2 separate regions of the Homo sapiens genome follow, and region 1 is linked to region 2. Evidence: read pairs that join two places in POLR2A ChIA-PET (ENCODE). Cell type or tissue: PC-9. All regions are shown on one strand. Each heading gives the region's core, and the rest is flanking DNA. Links, peaks and the distances in the headings are about the cores only. Region 1 overlaps LOC105373664 (a long non-coding RNA gene). Region 2 has its middle 590 kb from the start of LINC01966.

Region 1 (11,941 bases), core at 2,670-10,669, 150 kb before region 2:
AAAAGCTCTATTTATATATTCAAAGATTATTTTTTAGTAATTCAACTTTGAAACTTTGTTAGTATTAACAAGAATTTGCTTTAAGAAACTATTTCTGGCTGGGCACGGTAGCTCTCTCCCAGCACTTTGGGAGATTGTGGTGGGCAGATGACCTGAAGTCAGTTGTTCAAGACCAGCCTGGCCAACATGATGAAACCCCATCTCTACTAAAAAGACAAAAATTAGCCAGGCATGGTGGCTTGTCTGTGATTCCAGCTATTTGAGTGGCTAAGGCAGGAGAACTGCTTGAACTCGGGAGGTAGGGGTTGCAGTCAGCCGAGATCATACCACTGCACTACAGCCTGGGTGACAGAGCAAAACTCTGCCTCAAAGCAAAACAAAATTATTTCTTTCCCAGGCTCAAGCAATCCTGTCACCTCAGCCTCCCAAGTAGCAGGGACCACAGGCACATGCCACCATGCCTAGCTAATTTTTTTTTTTTTTTTTTTTTTTGTTAAGATGTGGTCTCACTCTGCTGCAAGAAACTGTTTCTTAAGACTGCACCCTAAACTCTGGAAATAGATCATATGAATCCCCTTTTTGGTCAGTATCATATTTTAGAAGTGGTATACTCAGATAACAGTGTCATCAAGAATGGGGATTCTCCTTTGAGCCTAGTCTGGTCTGCTTTTTCATAGACGCGACTTTATTTAAAGCCACAATAGCTGCCAACAAGAAAGGCTCAAGTAAGCCGAATCTGATCCAGACTCAGTCATGACGACACCTCTGGGGCCAAAGTGTCCTTCAGTTTCATTCTGATGAAAAAGACCCAGGGAAGAAGCACAAATATGGAAAGGCCAAGGAGAAACGCGGGAGGCCCCTATTCCTGGCTGTGTCCTTTTCTTTTCTGTATCAGCCTGTCTTTTTCAATGCTGAAACAGTGTCTTAATTCTTCCATGTGGCACCAGGAATAAAACTGTACTCTTAAGAAAGAAGATGAAACAACAAGTATATAGCATACAAAAAGCTCTTTGCCGTCATTATATATTTTAATAATAATAACAATATTTGAGAAATATTAGTATCCCCATTATAAAATGAATACATTTAAGTCAAAAAGGGACGATTTATTTTGTCCAGCCTCTTATAGAGATTAAGTGGTGAAACTGAGATTTCAATTCAAATCCTGTGACTCCAAATTTACAGTTCTGTACTGTTTTAATGTCTCTCTAATTAGTCCATTCACACTGAGAAGGGAAAAGATTGATAGAGATTTAAGTAATAATTACTAAAATTACCTGGGAACTTCAAAATATTAATAAAGATTTCTCAACTCCAGCTTTAGCTACTATGTTTGAAAAGATCTAGGGTTTTGTAAGGTGTCTATATATTTTTAAAGTTTTTTCTAAGTAATTGCTGCTGCTCAGCCAGATTTGGGAACTTCTTTAAAGTATTGAGACAGTGTTAAAGAATTTGCAAGAATATTTGCATTTTTCAGAGGAGAAAATAAATCTTTTAAAAGAAGCATTTCTACTCAGAAGTTTTGCATTATGTAGATGGTTTGAGAAGGCATTTTGAGGAGGGGGGCAGGTTTCCTGGCACCTCTAAAATCATGACGTAAAGAGAAATACTCTCCTTTCTCAAAACTGTACTCTTACTTGCATAGCGCATGCATGGATGCTGATTTGAAAAATAAGTCAGTAGGCTGCTTATCATTTCTGGTAGAACATAGTCTACAGAACACATTATTTCAAGATTTAGCTTCATCTTTGTTAGCCGCATGGACTTGAGAAAAAATATTTAGCCTTCTTGGGTCTTAGCTTGTTTGTTCATTAAAGGCAGATATTCACATGTATCTCATGGGGTTATCCCAAGGACAAAACAAGCTGTTGTACAGTGTTTGGCCTAGTAGATATGCAACTAGCATTCATTTTAAAAGGATGTAGACTTTGAACAATAACTGTTTGAACCACAGTGACCTTCTATTTGTCAATGTATCTCATCTTATGTTTTATTTTTCTTAGAAGATGCTGCGAAAATAACTTTCCATGAACAAATTTGTTTGGCCAATATAGAATAACTCTCATTGAGAGATTCATAATAAATAAGTTAAAAATCTTGAAGTTTTTCATGAAAAAGATGAGTTTAAACCATAATTTCTATAAACACATGTAGCTATGGAGACCTTTTCCTTATGGGACACCTATTAATATCATAGAAATGATATCCAAAAATAAAAACTTTGGGAAAAGATTCTCCTTTTATTACAAATGTCTTCACAAACACATACAATTTTGCACTTAGGCAAATTGAGAGAGTGTAAAATGAAACTTCAGAGTGTAGAATTTAATTGTAAGTAGGTATTATACTCACATTGTAATAGAGTAGCAGAAGTGAAATCCATCTATAATATGAGATTCCATGTACAGCTGATTTTTTCCTGTTTGCATGTAAGTGTGAATATCTATGTGTATATGTTTATATGAGTATGTCTTCACGTGCGTGAGTTCGTTTGTATGTGTATGTAGAATCAGGAATATTTTTGTAATTACTATATCAATTTGTGAATGATGTATGAAATGTAATTCCCCGTTCAATAAAAAATGATTTATAATCAGTGCTATGCTGTTATACTCTTTATCTTATATGATAAATCTAGACTTACTACTCTTAGAAAGCCTATTAATTTAAATATCAAATCTAAGAACAAATTTAAAATAAAATACTTTAATTTATTTTCCCACATTCTCTCCTACTCTTCAGAGTTCACCTCTACTGGCTGGTATTTTCTCAGATAACCAGTTTATTTACAAAAATCCAAATAACTGAAAATTATGTTGTACACAAAGCTGTATTTAAGTTCTTTCAACATTTGAGGCAAAGCAACAAGAGATTTGACTTCCTCCAAGACCAACTTAGGGTCACTGCTTGTTTGTTTTCCTTCACATGGGCACTCCAGCCTTCCTTAACATCCAATTTGCTTTCAATCAGTGGGTAGTTAAGCTTCAGAAGGAATCCAGCCAAAATAAGCCATCCTTCTGCCAGGCCCAAAGTCTCCTTTCCTACTACTCTCTCTGGGTTTCCTCTTATAACTTACCCTTCACTTAGTTCCATGGAATTTGCCTGGGCTTTCTGAGGGACAATTAACTTCAGGGAGTCATTTGTATATTTCAAACAAAGTGGCAGAATCACTATTCCTGGAGAAAGTAATTGGCAGAAAAACAAAAAATCAACATGAGGACAAGCCCCTCTTCTTACCTTGGCCTTGTTCATAATGACTTTCTACTGATTCTGAAAATGTGGGTTGCTAGGGATAACCTCTTGACTATGACTGCCTCTCTCTGTCTCCCTCTCTCTGTCTCTGTCTCACTCTCTCTCTCTCTATATATATATACATAAATAATATATGCAATATATTATATATATCTAAAGTGAATGAATTATATACATCATATATAAAATGAATTATATATCTATATATATATATAGAGAGAGAGAATGCACATAATAAAGAGGTGGTCAAATTCATAGTGTAAGAAAATTATTTCACATAAGTTCAGGCTTGTCTAAAGCTGTGGAAGCAAGTGCATCTACCACTGAAGGATACACTGCTCTATGCTTCTTCATTTTTTGTCATTTTCTAAGCAATATATCCAGGTTTATCCACACCCCTACCAGTCTCCAAAACTCAAGTCCTGTACTTTCTCTTTTCTGAACACAAACTTTAATAAAAAAGGACCGTAACACATGCAGCCTACTAAACAACACTGCAGAGACTTTAGCTCACCTGATCTGAAGCATCTACCTGAAGGTACCTTGGTTTTACTTTCTGATTTCTCCCCTTGGGCGCCCCTTTCACTTAACAGGCATCCAACTCACCCATAGCAATCATGAACTACAGAATTTAGGAGTGAGAAACCTTCCCTAAAGATACATCCAAAAATGATTTTTTCTCATATCAAGAGCCCTTTAAAATTCTTTTTTAAAATAACACTTTGAAAAAAATAACATCTGTTTAAATCCTTTTATCATGATTTAAACACATTTTCAGTTATCACATTTTTTTCTTATTTTTTTCTTTTTTTTTAAGTTCTTTTTATACCTGTTACCATGGACACAATGTTGCTTGCCTCAGAGTCTAATTAAAATGGTTCCTTGCTCAGCCAGGGATTTAGAGAAGAATCACGTGTTGGGGGAGTGGCATGAAAATCTGAGGAAACTACTGTTTAGGTTCTCTTGATAGAAATGTTTCTCCTCTACTAAAATCTTCTTTCCATTTTACAAAAAATGTTTTGACCAATAAATTTCCAAAAAGACCCAACACATACTGTTTAGAAAATTATGCCCCAGATTTTAATCTCATATGCCTCTGATCTTTGGGTAGGTTTCCATGGGTTATAAAGCAAGGATCTGGTATCTGTATACCAAATATACAGAAGAGGAGGGGAGAGAGGAAATATACACAGTGGAGGGGAGGGAGGAAATTCCCTTCTTGCTAAAATATTGAATATGTGATAGTGGGTCCAAAGTAGAATTTTTAAAATATATTGACAAAGGAATTTTCTACATTGAAATCCTTCTTCCTGTAAAATCATGCTTTATCTCTTTTTATACAGTTGATTTCCTTATTTTGGACTAAATCTCTTTATTATTTTTGTTAAGAGAAAAATCAAACATTTTAGGTGGTCACAAGCTTTGCTTTAACTTAATTGTGATAATGGCTTTGTGTAATACATCATCATGCAAGCGTGCATTTGAAATGAGATAAGTCAGAAATAATTTCTTTTTTTCCCCTTCAATTATAGTGCACACCATTGACAATGTTGACTACCGGGCTGATCAGAATAGATGATGATAATGGAGAAAGTTTTCATGGTTTTCTAGCAAGAGTATAAGCACAGTACTTAAAATCTTCAGGAGTAGAGAGACTTTACTATTTTATTTATTTTCCAAAGCCCATTCACTTTTGTGATTTTAAAAAATTACATACGATCTTAACATAGTTCTCATATCATCCAGCTTCTTATTAGAGAGAGCTGAAAGGTGTTCCAATGATTATTTAATATGAGCTCCTAATAGTTTGGGCCTGGGAGGTCGAGGCGGCATTGAGCCAATATAATGTCACTGCACTCCAGCCTGTGTGGCAGAGGGAGACCCTGACTCTAATAATAATGATAATAATAATAATGATGATGTGAGCCCCTATCTCTTGAAATCTGTCATGACTTTACAATAAGCTTTACCTGATGGTACATTTAGATGATTCTATGTTGTGTGGTTATTAAACAAACCACATAGAAATGAAATTCTATTGAGCAGCAATGCAGTAACAAGTAGTGGCCCAAGCAGCATCCAGCTAATGAGAAGTTGACTAGATGCTGTGGCAAGACATGAGAATTCAAGCAGAATCTGAGTTAGTTGCTAATAAACTACAAGACATTTTGTTGAACCGTCACACACCCTCTCTAATACCAAAGGGTGGGCCCATAGTCTCTAATTTTCTTCCACTTCCAACATTCTGCTATTCAATTTTCTAGCAACAGCTAAATCAGTACCTCTCAAACTACCAATGACTTAGGCTAGCAATTAAGGATTACATTTCCCTGAAGCATAATCTTACTCATAGATTGGGAGAATTAGTTATGTGAGAGTGAAGAAGGAAATTTTCTGGTAGATGAAACAGACTCTCCATGAATTTTATGATGAACTGTGGAATTTTACAGAACTTGTTTGATTATGGTAGGTCGTTTTGGGTTTTAACCACAAATCCCCAAATGTCCAATTTCTTTGTCGTTAAGGTAACTGTACGATATTAGTTGGTAAATATTGTTTGGTTAACTTCATTTGATTTGTTTGTCTCATTCATATTTCGCATTAAAACTGGTGGTTTTTCATTAAAACACATTGCCTAGGTTTTTAGACATATCCTCTACTGTTGCTGAAAACAAGAAACTTAGTAATTTATTATGTTTTTCCCAAGCAGAGAAAACCGCAGTTTTTACATTGAGCCTATAGGAAAAAAGCGGGGAAAAAATACAACTTACTTCTCATTTAACCCCTAAATTGTTTCTCCTTTGACCATTCTGCTGACTGTTTCATCAAACAATATACCAACGCCTGAGTAAATAATAACTGGTCTGTCCCACACATAGTTTATAACCCACAGAAGCAGGAAAGGTCCTTGTAAGGATGCCAGATGACTCTGGCTTGACTAAGGGACAAAAAAAAAGGCAAATATTTCCAGAAAATCAAGTTTGACCTTACCCTTGGTACTTTGAGAATGAAATTTAAAATGTGAATGGAATTCAATTCACTTATATCTATAGCTATTCTTTCATGGTTAAGAAGGCTATAGGAGTAAGGAAAAGTAATGCATTACCTATATTGTCTTGGTTATACTAAATATATACTTTCTTTTTATTTAATTAGTCACTTTGGTGTGTTTAGTTTCGCATTCAAATTAAGATGAAATCCAAAGTTTGAAAATTAAATTTAACAAAGTTCCAAAGCAAAAGGCCACACTGATTCGAAAAGGTGCTATAATTCACTTAGGGATTCTCCTAATCTAAACAGTATTCATTAATTGAAGAAGTATTTAGTAAGCTTCTTCTATGTGACAGTGCCGCATGAGGTGATTTAGATATAGGGAGGAACAAAAGACAGAAGGATTATTCTCTTACGGAGTTTATATTCTACTGAGAGAGGCAGGTGATCAACAACAACAACCACAACTACAAATATGCAATTTCAGAGAAAAATAAGATTTGTAAAAAAACATTAAAATTAGTTGGGCAAAGCTCTGTTTCTTTAGACTGGAATTTGTGAAGGTAAAATTTAAGCTAACAATGGAATGACAAAGGGAAGCACAGTATATGAAAGTCTGAAAGGGAGAATTTCCAGAAAAGGCCTTTAAGACCGTGGTCAGGAGTTTGAATTTCACTTTAAGAAGGGGGAAGCTTCTGGAGTATTTCAGGCAGTGGAGTGACATACATGATCAGGTTTATACTAGCTAACTCCTACTCATCAGTCAGATCTCAGTCCCAATATCACTTCCTCCAGGAAGCATTCTTTAGTCAACTAGGATCCTTTGTTAGATCCCTTCATGACACTGAGATACTTTTCTCAATTGCATTTTGCCAAAAGTTACAACATTTACTTTCTTTGTCTGCTTGTTTTATTAAATCTCTCTTCTCTATTGGACTCTGAGCTTCGTGAAGTTAGGAACTTTGCTATTGTTTGTCTTGTATATCCCTGTTTCTAGCACAACATCTCAATAAAATTCTTTTAAGCATATGCATAAACAAATGAACTATAAATTAATAAATGAGTAAAACATTATGTGTAAGAATGGAAAAATTTAAAAGTCTAGGAATTACAAATACTAAATATTTGACAGACATTGAGGAAGACAAAAAAGTTAGATAAACTCACTTCTTCTCTAATCCACCTGACTTAGGAAGAAGGAGAGTTGCAGAGTGAAAGTCAAATCAGCCTTGTCCTGAAGCCAAGGGCACAGACATAGATGGATTGATATTCTGACTTTTATTTCTGTTCTTTGCTGATGACCAGATTTATCATACAATAATTATTATAGAACATACATTTAACTGCAAAAGTATGTCCCATATCTGCCTGGAATAATTTTACTCTTTGCTTGGATTAAAGGTTTTCTCTGATATTTCCCAGTGGATTCAGAGAAGACTGGGAAACATATTATCCTTGTTTTTGCTTTCTTCCCGGTTGATGAGTCTATATTCTCCAGGAACACGTCTGCCCATTGTTTTCCTGTCTTTTCAAAGGTGTTAAATATCCACTTATTTAGTGGACAAAAATATCTGTTCTTAGTTCCATTCATAACTAGAAAAAAAGACTTTAGCCAGACTAAGATACAGAAGCAAAAGCCCCTGTAGCAAGAGAGAACATTATAAGAACCAGAATGCGTAGTTGCAGCATAGAGGGGGAGAGAGAGTGTGTCTTCAGGTGTCACAGATATTAGTCCTATAGACAATATAAGAGATTTTATCTGTAAACTAAGAAAAATGGAATATTAAAGAGGAAGAAAATGGGAGAGGTAATGGCATTGTCAATAATTTATTTTTAAATTGCAACTCTGGATTCTCTATGAAAGTGATGGCAGGCAGAACAACAGGTGAGTACCTAATGGCCAAGGTAAGAGATGATGGCACCTTTGACTAGGAAAGTCCCAGTGATGAAAAATAAAGGTAAATACATTAAGAAGATATTAAAGAGGTAAAAGCTACTGTTCTTAGTAATATGTTGTGCAGGAGTAAGGACAGTGTCAAGGATAACCCCTAGATGATGGTGCCATTGACTGAGATAAGGACACTTGGAGGAAAACAAGTTTGAGTTTGTTTTTGTACATAATAAAATTGAGTTCCTTCTGGGACTCAATTGAAAATTTAAAATAGGCAATAAGATATAAGAATCAAGAACTCAGGTGAGAGTAATAGAAATGCACATTTGAAAGTCATCAGCTTATGAATGATAATTGAACTATGTTCAATAAAATTCCCCAGGAAAAACAATATGGTGAGAAGAGGGCCTGGCATTGAGCCTTGAGGAACTTCAGAAAGAAAGAGATAAGGCTACCAAGGACACCCAGAAGAAGGTAAACTTCTGCTTATGTGTTACCTTATACAGGAAAGGGGAAGAGAGTGAGACAGTTTTGATATTCAAATTTATTTATTTAATCAATATATACTAAGCACTGTATTATGATATTACTATAGGTTCTAGAGATTCAAAGAAAAGTAAAACACAATCTGTGACAACACAGCCTTGGTAAAAATCTAAGCAGTTCTCCTAGGACAATCAATTTTAAAAACAGGAAAGTTGACATCAATGTAATCAAATAAAATATTCATTACATTTTTTATTCTCAGATATGTTGCGTTTCACATGACTTCTCTATTTTCTTATGAGAATGCATATATTTGACCAGGAAAGAGAAGACTGTAGTTTAAAAAAACATTATACTACTCTGACCTTTTTGATATTCTATTTTTTGATTGGCTAGATTGGAATATCTTATCATGTCCATCCAAGTAAGGGCAAGACTGTAAACACTATCAACTTGACTAGTCAGCCAATCAAATTATAGGGTGTTATAAAGGTCAAAGCAATACAAAGTGCTACGATAATTTACATAACATATGTGCAGCATTACAAGTCCAATATTTCCTTCAGACAAGGATTGAACAAGAACATAAAGGCCTGTGACTGTTTTCTCCTGACAATGGTAGTAGAAGTGGAAAAAACTTTTGGCAAAATTTTTCGTTGAGATTTCTAGAAATTGCTACTGAAGTTAAAAAGTACGTGTGTGTGTGTTTATGTGTGTATGTATGTATATATATATGTATGTATTAGTTGCATAGCTGACTCCAGGTCTCCTGACTTATAGACTGATTTATTCCTTGCCTCTGTCACTTTCTTGGAACTTGTCTATAAACTTCCTACATTCTACCTAATAAATAATAAATATATATATGTGTGTATACACATATATTCATTATAAGTATATACATATACATATGAATATACATACATTATATATATTCATACATATATTATATATGTATATACATATATTATATGTGTATATACATACATTATATGTGTATATACATATATATAATAAATATATACACATATGTTTATTGCATATGTATGTGTGTATATACATATATTCATCAGTTATTAGAATTATATTTTATATATACACACACATATATATATTCATTAGTTATTAATTGAAGTGGATTCAAGGCAAGAGAAAGGATGTAGGAAGTTCATAGAGAAGTTTCAGGAAAGTAAAAAGAGAGCCAAGGAATAAATCAGTCTGTAAGTCAGGAGACCTAGAGTCTGCTATGCTACTAATTACTTGTGAGACTTAGAAAGGTTATCTGATTTCTTGGACCTTATTTTCTTATTCTTTGAAGGGAGAAATATCTTCATAATTATTGATTTCAATAATAGGTGAAATGATTTTGTTAAGTATTCAACAGTCAGTATGAAATTATCTCTGCCTTCAAAGTACATACAATCTTACAGGACAAAAGATAAGAAAATAAGCACTACTGAGATTAGTTTATGTAGTGAACATCTTACAGTAGATGGCCCCTGCCCTTGTGGAATGATCTACATTTATATTGATGATGATACAAGGTATGTGTAAAATTCTCATGATCTTAATGTTTGTGGGCCATTAAGTTCTAGATTAGAGAAATAGTTCAAGATTCAACAATGAGGCAATAAGAGGCTCAACATATTAGTGATAGAAATGCCATGATTCATCCACATTAAAATTTTTTTGAATTAGCCCCTAAAACCTTCCTACCATTATAGGAAAATAGTGGCTGCTATTCTTCCATTCCCCTGCCATTAACATATTCTAGGCATAATGTGATCTGCTGTGGATTATTTTTTCTTTCTTTGCAATGATACTATTGATGTTGAAATAAACATATATTAAAATGTTAAGAAGGCAGGGAATGGCAGTGGATTGAGTATGATTTTTAAGGACTTTTGCTTTCTAGATCAATCACAGAAATATCAAAGACTAAAAATTCAAAAGTAAAAAGTAACTTGTAATATAGTAAGTTATGCTAATACTAAGTTAAGGTTTGGAGGAATAATACATTTTCTTCGAAAAGTTGCTTTACTTTATGTACTCACAATTTCTCAAGCCAAGTAAAGAGTGAACATATAGAGTAATAAATGACAGTATCCAACTGGCTGTTTTTTACCAAACAAAATTGTAGAAAAAAGACATTTAAAATTAAACACTTATTTCCAATTGCTGAAAAATGACTAGCTGGTAAACAATGAATACTTTACAAATGTTTAATACACATAAAACAAAATAGATTTGTGAGAGCATATTCAGAATCTCTTCTTTGTCTTTTTGTTTTGTAGTAAATATTTTATGTATTAAAAGTAGGTAAGTAAATATGATCATTTTAAAGTCTGAGATTGTTGCTCATGCAATATCTAATCTACCGTGCTAGAGAAAAATCTTGGTACCTCTATACAACTGAAATGTTTTCTTTAAAAAATGGTAGCAAATATCCAGTTCTAAAATATAAAAATTAAAATCATTGAAACAAAGGAAGTTTACCTACAATGATATCTATCCATCTATATATGTATATATCTATATCTATATGTATACATGTGTATATCTATATCTATCTATCTATATATATATACATAGAGAGAGAGAGAGAGAGAAGTGCATTTAAAAGAGAGTAAAAAATAATCTACAGGGAATGAATTTTTAAGAATTGCTTGGCATAAAAGTATTCTGTGATGTAAGAAAAGAAAACATCCTTGACTCACCCAGATAATAAAGAACTGAAATAACCAATGTAAAAATGACTAACACACTGAATACTTTTCAAAATACTGAGGACCTTTGAAATGATTCAAGTGTGCAATTATCTTATTTACAGATGAATACATTGAAACAGAGAGAGCTATATGACTTGTTCAAAGTCACACATATAATTAGTCGCAGAGCTCAAAATATTCTCAAGTCTTCACATCTAACTCAAGATAAAAACACGTTTACAATGGCCTCCAATGCAGTGCCAGTCAGGGCCCTAGCAGGAAATTGATGGTGCGCCAGAAATTTAACTAAGGATCATTTAATAATGGATTTACTAACAGAGGTGTGGGTAGGGTTAAAAAAGCCAATGATGGAAGGAAAGCATCTTGGGAATAACAGTAATGAGAAGCTACTGTGCCTCCTAGATGTGAAAAGGAAAAAAGAATGAAACTTCTTGCTAGAGTTTATAGAGAGCTTGGGGCCGTGGGTGAAGGGCCATCTAACAGAAGAGGTAACTGGAACACAATCACTGATAGAATCAAGGCAAAGCAGGGAAGAAGCAGAGGTGGGGTTGGGGATACTTTTCTTTTCTTTCTCTTTCTTTCTTTTTTCTTT
Region 2 (11,941 bases), core at 1,979-9,978:
ACAATTTATATAGTCAAGAATGCATCAAGTCCCTTAATAACAGAAATTATCAACCAGAAGAAAGAATTAGTAAGCCTGAAGACAAGCTACTTGAAAATACATAGTCAGAGGAGACAAAAGAGAAAAGAATAAAAAAGTAATGAAGCATGCCTACAAGATCTAGAAAATAGCCCCAAAAGGGCAAATAGTGAATTATTGGCCTTGAAGAGGAGTCAGAGAAAGAGATAGGGATAAAAAGTTTATTCAAAAGAATAATATCAGAGAACTTCCCAAACCTAGAGAATGATATTAACTTTCAAGTACAAGAAGGTGATAGAACACCAAGCAGATTTAACTCAAAGAAGACTACCTCAAGGCATTTAATAATCAGACTCCCAAAGGACAAGGATAAAGAAAGGATCCAAAAAAACAGCAAGAGAAAAGAAACAAATAGCATACAATGGAGCTCCAATATGTCTGGCAACAGACTTTTCAGTGGAAATCTTATAGGCCAAGAGAAAGTGGCATGACATATTTTAAGTCCTGAAGGAAAAAACTTCTACCCTAAAATACTGGATCCAACCAAAATTTCCTTCAAAGTATGAAGAAGAAATAAAGACCTTTTCAGACAAACGAAAGCTGAGGGATTTCATTAACACCAGACCAGTCCTATAAGAAATGTTAAAGGGACGTCTTCAGTTGAAAGAAAAGGATGTTAACATGCAAGAATAAATCATCTGATGGTGAAAAAAAAGAAAAAAAAAAGAAAATCACTGGTAATGTAAGCACGCAGAAAATCCCAGAATAGCATGACACTGTAATTGCAGTGTGTAAACTAGTGTTATCTTAAGTAGAAAGACTTAGTAATGAACCACGCAAAAATAACAACTACAAGAACTTTTCAAGACATAGGCAGAATAAGACATGAAGAGAAACAACAAAAAGTTAAAAAGTTGGGGGACAGGCCGGGTGCAGTGGCCCATGCCTGTAATCCCAGCATTTTGGGAGGCTGAGGCAAGTGGATCACCTGAAGTCAGGATTTCAAGACCAGCCTGACCAACATGGAGAAACCCCATCTCTACTAAAAATACAAAATTAGCTGGGTGCGGTGGCACATGCCTGTAATTCCTGCTACTCTGGAGGCTGAGGCAGGAGAATTGCTTGAACCAGGAGGCGGAGGTTGCAGTGAGCCAAGATCGTGCCATTTTACTCCAGCCTGGGCAACAAGAGTGAAACTCCATCTCAAAAAAAAGAAAAAAAATGTGAGGGGACAAAGTTAAAGTGTAGAGTTTTTATTAGTTTTGTTTTTATGTGTTTGTTTATGCAATCAGTATTAAGTTGACATCACTTTAAAATAATGGGTTATAAGGTAGTGCTTTCAAGCCTTATGGTAACCCCAAAGCAAAAAACATACAACAAATACACAAAAATTAAAAATCAAGAAATTAAAGCATACCACCAGAAAAAAAATAAAATAAAATAAAACAACACCTTCACTGAAAGGAAGACAGGAAGGAAGAGAAGATCAAAAACAACCAGAAAACAAATAACAAAATGGCAGTAACTCCCTACTTATCATTAATAACATTTAATGTAAACAAACTAAACTCTTCAATCAAATGACATAGACTGTCCAAACGGACATAAAAAAGCAAGATCCAATTATCTGTTGCCTACAATAAATAAACTACACCTATAAATACTGAAAATAATGGGATAGAAAAAGATATTCCATGCCAGAGGAAATAAAAAAACAGCAAGAATAGCAATACTTATATCAGACAAAATATATTTCAAAACAAAAACTCTAAGAAGAGACAAAGGAGGTAATTATCTAATGAGAAAAAGGTCAATTCAACAAAAGGATATAATGATCATAAATATATATGCACCCAACACAGGAGCACTCAGATATATAAAGCAAATATTATTAGAGCTAAAGAGAGAGATAGATCCCAATGCAATAACGGCTGGAGACTTCAACACTGCACTTTCTGCACTGGACAGGTCTCCCAGAGGAAAAAATCAACAAAGAAACATAAGACTAAATCCGTATAATAGACCAAATAAACCCAATAGATATGTATGGAACATTTCATGCAACAAGTTACAGGAAGAAAAGAGAGAAGACCCAAATAAATAAAGTCAAAGATATAAAGGAGACATTACAACTGATACCACAGAAATTCAAGGTCCCTAGTGGCTACTGAGAACAACTATATGCCAGTAAATTGGAAAATCTAGAAGAAATGGATAAATTCCTAGACACATAAACTTACCAAGATTGAACCATGAAGAAATCCAAAACTTGAACAAGTCCAATAACAAGTAACGAGATTGAAGCCATAATAAAAAGTCTCTCAGTCCAAGAAAGACTGGTACATGATGGCTTCACTGCTGAATTCTAACAAACGTTTAAAGAAGAACTAAAACCAATCTTACTCAAACTATTCTGAAAAATAGAGGAAGAGGGAATATTTCCAAACTTATTCTATAAAGCCACTGTTACACCAATACCAAAACCAGACAAAGACACATCAAAAAATGAAAACTACAGGTCAGTATCACTGATAAATATTGATGCAAAGTCCTCAACAAAATACTGGCAAACCAAATTCAACAATACATTACAAAGATCATTCATGTTAATCCAGTGGGATTTACCCTGGGAAGCAAGGCTGGTTCAACATATGCAAATCAATCAATGTGATATATGATATCAACAGAATGACAGACAAAAATCATATGATTTTTTCAATTGATGCTGAGAAAGCATTTGATGAAATTCAACATGCCTTCATGACAAAAACTCTCAAAAAGTGGGTATAGAAGGAACATATCTCAACATAACAAAAAGCTATATATAACAGACATACAACTAGTATCTTACTGAATGGGGAAAAACTGAAAGCCTTTCCTCTAAGGCCTGGAATATGACAAGAATGCCCACTGTCACCACTGTTACTCAACATAGTACTAAAGTCCTAACTAGAGCAACTAGACAAAAGAAAAAAATAAAGGGCATCCAAATTGGAAAGGAAGATGCCAAATTATTGTTATTTGCAGGTGATAAGATCCTATATTTGGAAAAACCTACAGATTCCACCAAAAATGTATTAGAATTTATAAATTCAGTAAAGTTGCAGGACAGAAAATTAACATACAAAATTTAATAGCATTGTTATATACTAATAGTAACCATTCTGAGAAAAAACGTTTTAAGTAACGTAATTTACAATATCCACAAATAAAATTAAATACCTAGGAATTAACCAAAAAACTGAAAGATCTCTATAATGAAAGTATAAAACACTGATGAAAGAAATTGAAGATGACACAAAAATGAAAGATATTTCATATTCATTAAATCAATATTGTTAATCCGTACAATCCAAAGAAATCTACAGATTGAATGCAATCTCTGTCAAAATACCAATGACATTATTCACAGAAATAGAAAAAAAAAACCCTAAAATTTATATGGAACCACAAAAGACCCATAGTAGCCAAAGCTATCCTAAGCAGAAAGAACAAAACAGGAGGAATAACATTATCTAACTTCAAATTATATTACAGAGCTATAATAACCAAAAAAGCATGGTACTGGCATAAAAATAGACACATAAACCAATGGAACAGAATAGAGAACCCAGAAATACATTCACATACCTACAGTAAATTCATTTTTGACAAGGGTACCAAGAAACATCCATTGAGGAAAAAATAGTCTTTCCAATAAATAGTGCTGGGAAAACTAGATATTCATATGCAGAACAATGAAACTAGACCCTTATCTCTTGCCATATACAAAAATCAAATCAAAAATGGGTTAAAGTCTTAATTTTAAGACCTCAAGCTATGAAATTACTACAAGAAAACACTGGGGAAATTATCCAGATCATTTGTCTGGGCATAAAACTTTTTAGTAATACACCACAAGCACAGGTAACCAAAGCAAAAATTGATAAATCAGATCACATCAAGTTAGAAAGCTTCTGCACAACAAAGGAAACAATAAAAAAATGAAGAGAGAACCCACAGAATTGTATAAAATATTTGCCAATTACCCATCTGATAAAGAATTAATAGCCAGAATATATCAGAAGCTCAAACAACTCTATAGAAAAAAACATAGTAATCCGATTTAAAAATGGGCAAAAATTTGAACAAACATTTCTCAAAAGAAAACATACAAATGGTAAATAGGCATATGAAAATGTGCACATCACTGATCATCAGAGAAATGCAAATCAAAACTACAAGGAGATCTCATCTCACCTTAGTTAAAATGGCTTTTATCCAAAAGACAGGCAATAACAAATGCTGGTGAGGATGTGGAGAAAAGGGAATCCTTGTTCACTGTTCGTAGGAATGTAAATTAATTCAACCACTATGGAGAACAGTTTGGAGATTCCTCAAAAAAACTGAAAATAGAGCTTCCATATGATTCAGCTATCCCACTTCTAGATATATATCCAAAAGAGAGGAAATCAGCACATTGAAGAAATATCTTCACTCCCATGTTTGTTGCAGCACTGTTCACAATAGTCAAGACTTGAAAGCAACCTAAAAGTCCATCGACAAATGGATGGATAAAGAAAACGTGGTACATATACACAATGAAGTACTATTCACCCAAAAGAAAAAATGAGATTCTGTCGTTTGCAACAATATGGATGAAACAGGAGGTCATTATATGAAACGAAATAAGCCAGGCAAAGAAAGACAACACATGTTCTCACACACTTGTGGGATCTGAAAATCGAAACAATTGAACTCATGTAGATAGAGAGTAGAAGAATGGTTCCCAGAGGCTGGGTAGGGTAGTGAGTGGGAGGAGGGAGGTTGGGATGGTTAATGGGTACAAAAAAATGGAAAAATGAATAAGACCTAGTATTTGATAGCACCACAGTATGATTATGGTCAATAATAAATTAATTGGACATTTAAAAATGACTGAAAAAGTATAATTGGACTGTTTATAATACAAAAGATAAATGCTTGAGGGGACGGATATTCCAGTATCTATGATATGATTATTATGCACTGCGTGCTTGTATTGGAATATCTCATGTAGTCCATAAATATATACACCTATTATGTCCCTATAAAAATTAAAAATAAAACATTTCTTTAAAAAGCGAACTGGATTCTATATAAATCCATACACATACAAGTATGTATATACATATATAATTATATTTTTATTGAAATATATATGTTCATGTGGGTCCGTTATAGGTTTTATATATTCATTATCTTATATGAACATACATGTATATAGCCATATAGGTCTTTTTTTTTTTTTCTTTTTTTTTTTTGAGACTGAGTCTTGCTCTGTTGCCAGGCTGGAGTGCAGTGGCATGATCTCGGCTCACTGCAACCTCTGCCTCCCGGGTTCAAGTGATTCTCTTGCCTCAGCCTCCCGTGTAGCTGGGATTACAGGCACCTGCCACCACGCCCAGCCAATTTTTGTATTTTTGTAGAGATGGGGTTTCACCATGTTGGTCAGGCTGGTGTTGAAGTCCTGACTTCAGGTGATCTGCCTGCCTGGGCCTCCCAAAGAGCTGGGATTACAGACGTGAGCCACTGTGCCCAGCTGTGAATTTTAACATGAGCCCAGAGTTCTCCATTTACTTTCTTCTAGCAACTTACCAGGAAAAGTTTCTTCCAAACACCCCCCACTCCCAAAATAGAAGAGATAAATGACTAGTATTTCTTTTGCTGACTATGTGAAACTGCTATTGGATGTGTTGGTACGTGGAGAATGGACTGTTTAAAGGAGGTACCCAGGGGTTGGTCACTGTTGCTCTCAGAGCTCCAGATGATGCACAATGTGCTACATGGCTATAAAAAGAATAACACAGTGGGGAAAAATGTTGGGGTGGTGGGAGGAGCAGAGCCCTTAGAGATGCTCAGGTTGACATTTCTCCTTCTAGATGAGTTAGTGGGAAGAATGTGCTTCCGTGTATTGAAATAGCTTCAGATGTATTTGGCTTAAGTATTTTTTGAAAAAAAAAAAACTTTGCTACATCTCTCTCTCTAAATTTCTTTGATTAAAATTGCTACATTCTGCAATTTGAGAAAATGGAAATTTTGACTAGAAGTTTAGGGAGAAGACAGGAGAGACAAATATGTGGAAACATTGTATCTACATAAGTAAAGATACCCTAGGTTAAACACTTCCTACATGTTCCTACTTAGGAGTAACTGAGTCATAGTAAATAGAACCCAGAAAACTGGATATTTGAAATGTATCATCTAAGATAAATTGAGATGACCTGGAGATTACAGATATAAAACATGAAGTCAATACTGAAAATAAATAAAACATTGGAATTATGGATGGCTCAGTTGTAGGCCCTCTTTTTTCTTACTCTCTTCTCTCACTCCATGAAACCGCTTTCTTGCCCATGTTTAATTGACATGCCACTAACCCTCAGGTTTATATTCTTAGCCAGAAATCTTTTTATTTCTGTACCTGTATATTCACTTGACTATGTCACTTTTAAATGTCACAAAGACACTGAATTCTCACTGAGTCCATAATTGAAATGATGATTTTCTCAGCAAGATTGGATTTCCTTCCACTTTCCTTTATTGGCAAATGTCCCAGCCATCCATCCAGTTCTGTGACTGAGAAATCCATGAGTTATTTGTGACACTTAATATTTCCTCACTCTAGATCTGATATTTATAAGGTCCTATCTGTTTTATGCACTAAAACCTCTGCAAACATCCACTTCTCTTCCTCTCCATTGCCATTTTCCTAGTGCAGTGTATTATCAAGGGTTTCTAGAAGGACACAACTAATAGGATCTTTGCATATAGGAGAGGGAGTTTATTAAGAATTGACTCACAGGATCCCAAGGTAAAGTACCACAACAGGCTGTCTGCAAGTTGAGAGCAAGGAAGCCAATGGTGGATCAGTCCAAGTCCCAAAGCCTCGAAAGTAGGGAAGCTGACAGTGCAAACTTCACTCTGTGGCCAAAGGCCCAAGAGCCCCTGGTAAACCACTGGTGTAAGTCCAAGAGTCCAAAAGCTCAAGAACTTGGAGTCTGATGTTCGAGGGCAGGAAGCATCCAGCATCGGAGAAAGAGGAAGGCCAGAAGACTCAGCAATTCTGCTCTTTCATCTTATCCTGCCTGTTTTATTCTTGCCTACCTGGCAGCTGATTGAATGGCACCCACCCAGGTTGAGGGTGGGTCTGCCTCCCTCCAGTCCACTGACTCAAATGTTAATCTCCTTTGGCAACACCCTCACAGACACACCCAGGAACGATATTTTGCATTCTTTAATCTGATCAAGTTGACACTCAATATTAACCATCACATGCAGCTACTATCAGTCCTGCTTGGACTGCTTCCACAGCCTTCAGATTTTCCTCTCCATATCCACCCTTATCCTCTAATCCTCTCTCACCACTGTAGCTAGCATGATCTTGCAAAAATGCAAGTATGATCATTTTTCTATTCAAAACTCAATAGCTTTTAATTTTTTTAATTACCAAGACAAAAATATTTATCATGGTCCAGAAGGTTCTGCATGAACTTAACTGTGCCTGTTTTTCTGCTAATTCCTCTCTCTTTTGAGTTCAGATGTCCAGGTGATTCAGGCAAAGTAATACCTTTGTTTCTACGTGGAGAACACTCCGCTTTCCTCATTGTTGGGTGTAAGTTGCTCCCTTTGCTTCCACCCCACCCTCATCTTCCTCCTCCAGTAATTCCTACTCACTTTTCAGATATTAGCTGAGGGATGACTTCCTCAGGAAACTCGTTTCTGACCATTATGTCCCAGGCTAGTAAGGTCCCCCAGCTTAGCTTTATCATTCACATTATTTTTCTTTCAGAACACTTATAATTAGTAGTTAAATACTTTCTTGGTTGTTAGATTGGCTGTCCGGATTTGTGCTGTCAATAAAGTAGCCAGTAGTCACATAAGGCTATATAAATTTACTTAGACATTTAAAAAAATTTGTTCTTCAATCAATCTATCCACTTTTCAAGTGTTCAATAGCCACATTGACTACTTATGATTGTATCAGACACTGCAAATACAAAGCATTTCGTCACTGCAGAAAGTTCTATTGGGTAGTGTAGGCCTTGATTCTATTCGCTGTGAAAGTAGAGTCAATACCCATTTGCTCAGCATTAAAAGCCACTTTCTAGTAGATGCCTATACATATATATATATAGTTTGCTTGTTATTGAAGGGAAATCTCCCCAGTCCTTAGATCAAGCTTTTTTGTTCTATATTATGAAATGATTTTAATAAAATTCTTCATACTGGATTTGTTTACTTCCTAAAAGATTAATGAATTTGCTCATATGCTCATGTCATCATGGTTTAATATAGCACACATTGATGGTCCCATTTTTAATTCAGTGTTGTCCTATAACTCATAGCTAAAATTTTCCTAAATCTGATTCTAGGTACTGATGATTTAGTAACATCTCAAGATTAAGAACCTCTGTGGTTTAAGGGCAAACAATTCTCTTCAAGTGTTCCTAAATCACATCGGCCTCTCCTTTTAAATTGCAATATCACCTTTTTCCTGTGTAGATTGATCATGGAACAGTTGGCTAGCATCCATATCTTTAAATCAGACATGCACTGGTAGAGCAGGCAGGTTGTGGAAGGAATGAGAAACAAGGCCAGCGAAGCTCATCTTAAGTCATTCTATCACAACCTTGAGTCAGGATACCTTCTAGTCTGTCACCTCTGCAGGAGCGACCAGAGGATGGCTTCACCTGGAACTCTTATTTTTCCTTGTCTTTCCACTAAAATATTGAGGACTTTAAAAAACTGAAAAGAAAGACAATTATTTGTATGAATGTGGGATCCAAATTCCTGACCACTTTGAAATGAAATGAACTGTCAAAGAGGCCCTGGGGCATTTACATCTGATCCACCACCTAAGGCCAAACACAGTCTGGCACCTTCCACGGATTGATGTTAGGGCCTTGGTAAACTTTTTGAAAGAAACTCAGAGATTCTCTGAGATGACAGAATTCTCTAACTGTTCTCTAAACAATTAGAGAGTACAAGATTCCATTCAAAAGCAGATTAACTTTTGTGAATAAAGATTTAACTTTATCATAAATAAAGGAGCATCTGCACTTAAGAAAATGAATTCCTTTGGACAATCACAATTCAGTGAATATGTAATTCTTTTCAATTAACAAGGACTACCTTGATTTTAAAAACTTAGCATCATAGTATAGACAAGATCAGGATTCTTCCAGTGTGTAAGATTAGCAGAATATAGGTCATAAAACTTCAGAACGCTGAGTTTAGGCAGAGATAATGGTTTGGATTTTTAGTTTCATTTTATCATTTGCTATATCCATGGTTGGAAGGCTTGAAAGTTAACATCAAAAGATAACTCTCTGGCACTTCTAGATTCTTTGTTCATAATTATGCATATCATAAGTGTATAATTATTCTATAAATTTTTTTTTTCTGAGATGGAGTCTTTCTCTGTCGCCCAGGCTGGAGTGCAGTGGGGTGATCTTGGCTCACTGCAATCTCCACCTCCCGGGTTCAAGCAATTCTCATGCCTCAGCCTCCTAAGTAGCTGGGATTACAGGCACGCACCACCATGCCCAGCGATTTTTTTTTTGTATTTTTAGTAGAGACGGGGTTCCACCATGTTGGCCATGCTGGTCTCGAACTCCTAACGTCAGGCGATCTGCCTGCCTCAGCCTTCCAAAGTGTTGGGATAACAGGCATGAGCCATTGTGTCTAGCCCTATGTAGATGTTATTCTATAGTGTTAGATCATTGATTCTCAGTTAACTTTATAAAGTTCAAATTAACCAATACTGATAACAAAATAAAATGTAGACAACCTTAAGTATTAGATATATGAACTATTGTCCAAATCATGCAGGGATAAGGGAAAGAAAGAGGAGGGCAAACCAATGAAACATGTAGTAGAAAGTCTAGTACCAGTCACATAGCCACCACTTTTGCTACATGGTTCCATAAGAAGTATATTTCTTTATTAGTATTTTAATAAAATTGCAAGATAGTATACAAAATGAGTAATGTAGACTTTAGAATCATCAGGTACTAAATTTAAATTTTTATTCTACAGCTAAGTAAAAAATTATTTAACCTTTTTCACTCTTCATTTCTATGGTACGAGGCTGCTCATTTTCCAGGGTGATTGTCAAGCCTTGGAGATGCACATAAAAGCACTTATCACATTGCAGGTTCCTAATAGTCATCCACTAAATAAAAACATTGTGCTTAAAAAATAAAATTATGTTTTTATTTGTAATATATTAAATAACATGAGCGCAACTTATGATCACATGGCTACTGAAAAAAATGCAGTTAACATAGTTTAAAAAATACTTTAGTATCAGAAGAAATATCTCCTAGAATACCATACTCACCGGGCCCCTCACATCTAACTAATTTAGTCAATATCTGGATATTTCTAAAAGTGTAGAATAAATATGTACTTCTATAAAATTCATTTTATTCTGGGTACTATCTAGACATTTGAAATTTTTGAGAAATTATTTAGTGGCTTAGATATATCAAATATGAATTGTATAACTTTAAGACTAAAGAGTATTTGCCAACTTTAATGAAAATGTTTCTGAATGCAGTTTATTTTTTTACAGCCTGCAATCATTGTTCCTTGTTAAAACTCATGTATTTGGGAAGGACTAGAAGTAAATGAAGTAAAATATTTTGTAAGGAATATCTTCATTAGCTTTTTGGTATTTATTTATTATTTATTTATTTATTTATTTATTTATTTATTTATTTGATGGAGTCTTGCTCTGTCACCCAGGCTGGAGTGCAGTGGAGCAATCTTGGCTCAGTGCAACCTCCTCCTCCCGGGCTCAAGTGATTCTCCTGCCTCATTCTCCTGCATAGCTGGGATTACAGGCATGTGCCACCATGCCTGGCTAATATTTTTGTATTTTTAGTAGAGACGGGGCTTCACTATATTGACCAGGGTGGTCTCAAACTCCTGACGTCAAATGATCCTCCCACCTCGGCCTCCCAATGTGCTGGGATTACGAGCGTGAGCCACCGTGCCCAGCCCTTCATTAGCTTTTTAAAATTACTAAAGAGCATTATGTTTGTCATGTTTCTGGACTGCCCATCTTTTTATATGTACTGAGAGCAACTACAATAATGAAATATTTAGCAATGAATAGAGAATAGCTTCAAAGGAGAATTTGCATATATGTGGTTAAACTGTTTTTGAGAAAATATATTATAAATCCAGCAAATCTTTGCTACAATCCTGGTATATTGGCTCAAACTGTATTTGGAAAGTTTCTTGGTCGAGGCATATTATATCCCTAATAGTATAGAACTCAACATTCACATTTTATAAAAAGTGAATTGCAATGGGCCTTATCAATTCTAAAAAATACATAACACCCATTATCTGATTTCACATGGAAAGCATTGTGTGCTATACTGTTGGAAATATGATTTTACATGAAGCACACAAACTAATATAGGTACCCAAAAATGTTCTTTAAGAATTCTCCCCTTACTGAGGCCCCAACTCAGTAGGATGAGGTTTTGGCAGAATAATCATTTGTATTTTCTAAATGAAGCCACTTTGTGCCAATCGAGTTTTCCTTCTTTCTTCTTCTTTTCCTGGTAACTAAAGAAGGCCAAATGCATTTCATGGTTTGAAAAATAAACATTGCTACTGGCTTGAGGCCTAGCCCACCAAGTATTGGCTTGTAGTTAGTTCATTTTGTCAGTCATTGGTATACCCAGAAAACGAAAGAATGTTCTGTAATAGGAATGCCAACAGACAGCTAGTGTGATACAACTCTAATGTAACTGTCTTGACTATTTTCTTTTTTTATCTAGTCGTCTTAAGATGATCTAAATCTATATACTTCTGGCTGTCAGTCTCCACATATTCACCTTTGCTGCCAATGTAGTGTCACCCATCTATGACTGTATTTTTTGGT

The links. ChIA-PET counts read pairs that join two places held together with the same protein. Peaks named below come from ENCODE experiments on the same cell type or tissue, not always from the same donor. Only the 100,000 strongest peaks of a DNase experiment are listed, where the experiment ranks them.
Region 1: POLR2A ChIA-PET joins it to region 2 with 5 read pairs; 2 of 35 experiments call an interaction of 5 or more read pairs at or near these places.

Annotation. Positions count from the first base shown.
Region 1 is chr2:145,617,538-145,629,478 of GRCh38, reverse strand. It overlaps LOC105373664 (a long non-coding RNA gene), which reads left to right. Exons shown (of 8, transcript XR_923414.2): 2 at 8,517-8,608. Among named protein-coding and RNA genes, the nearest start is that of LINC01966, 740 kb to the right of the region's middle. In PC-9, for the core only: no CTCF peak of the experiment used is centred there; a DNase peak (open chromatin) is centred at 6,148.
Region 2 is chr2:145,464,849-145,476,789 of GRCh38, reverse strand. No RefSeq gene overlaps it. Among named protein-coding and RNA genes, the nearest start is that of LINC01966, 590 kb to the right of the region's middle. In PC-9, for the core only: no CTCF peak of the experiment used is centred there; no DNase peak of the experiment used is centred there.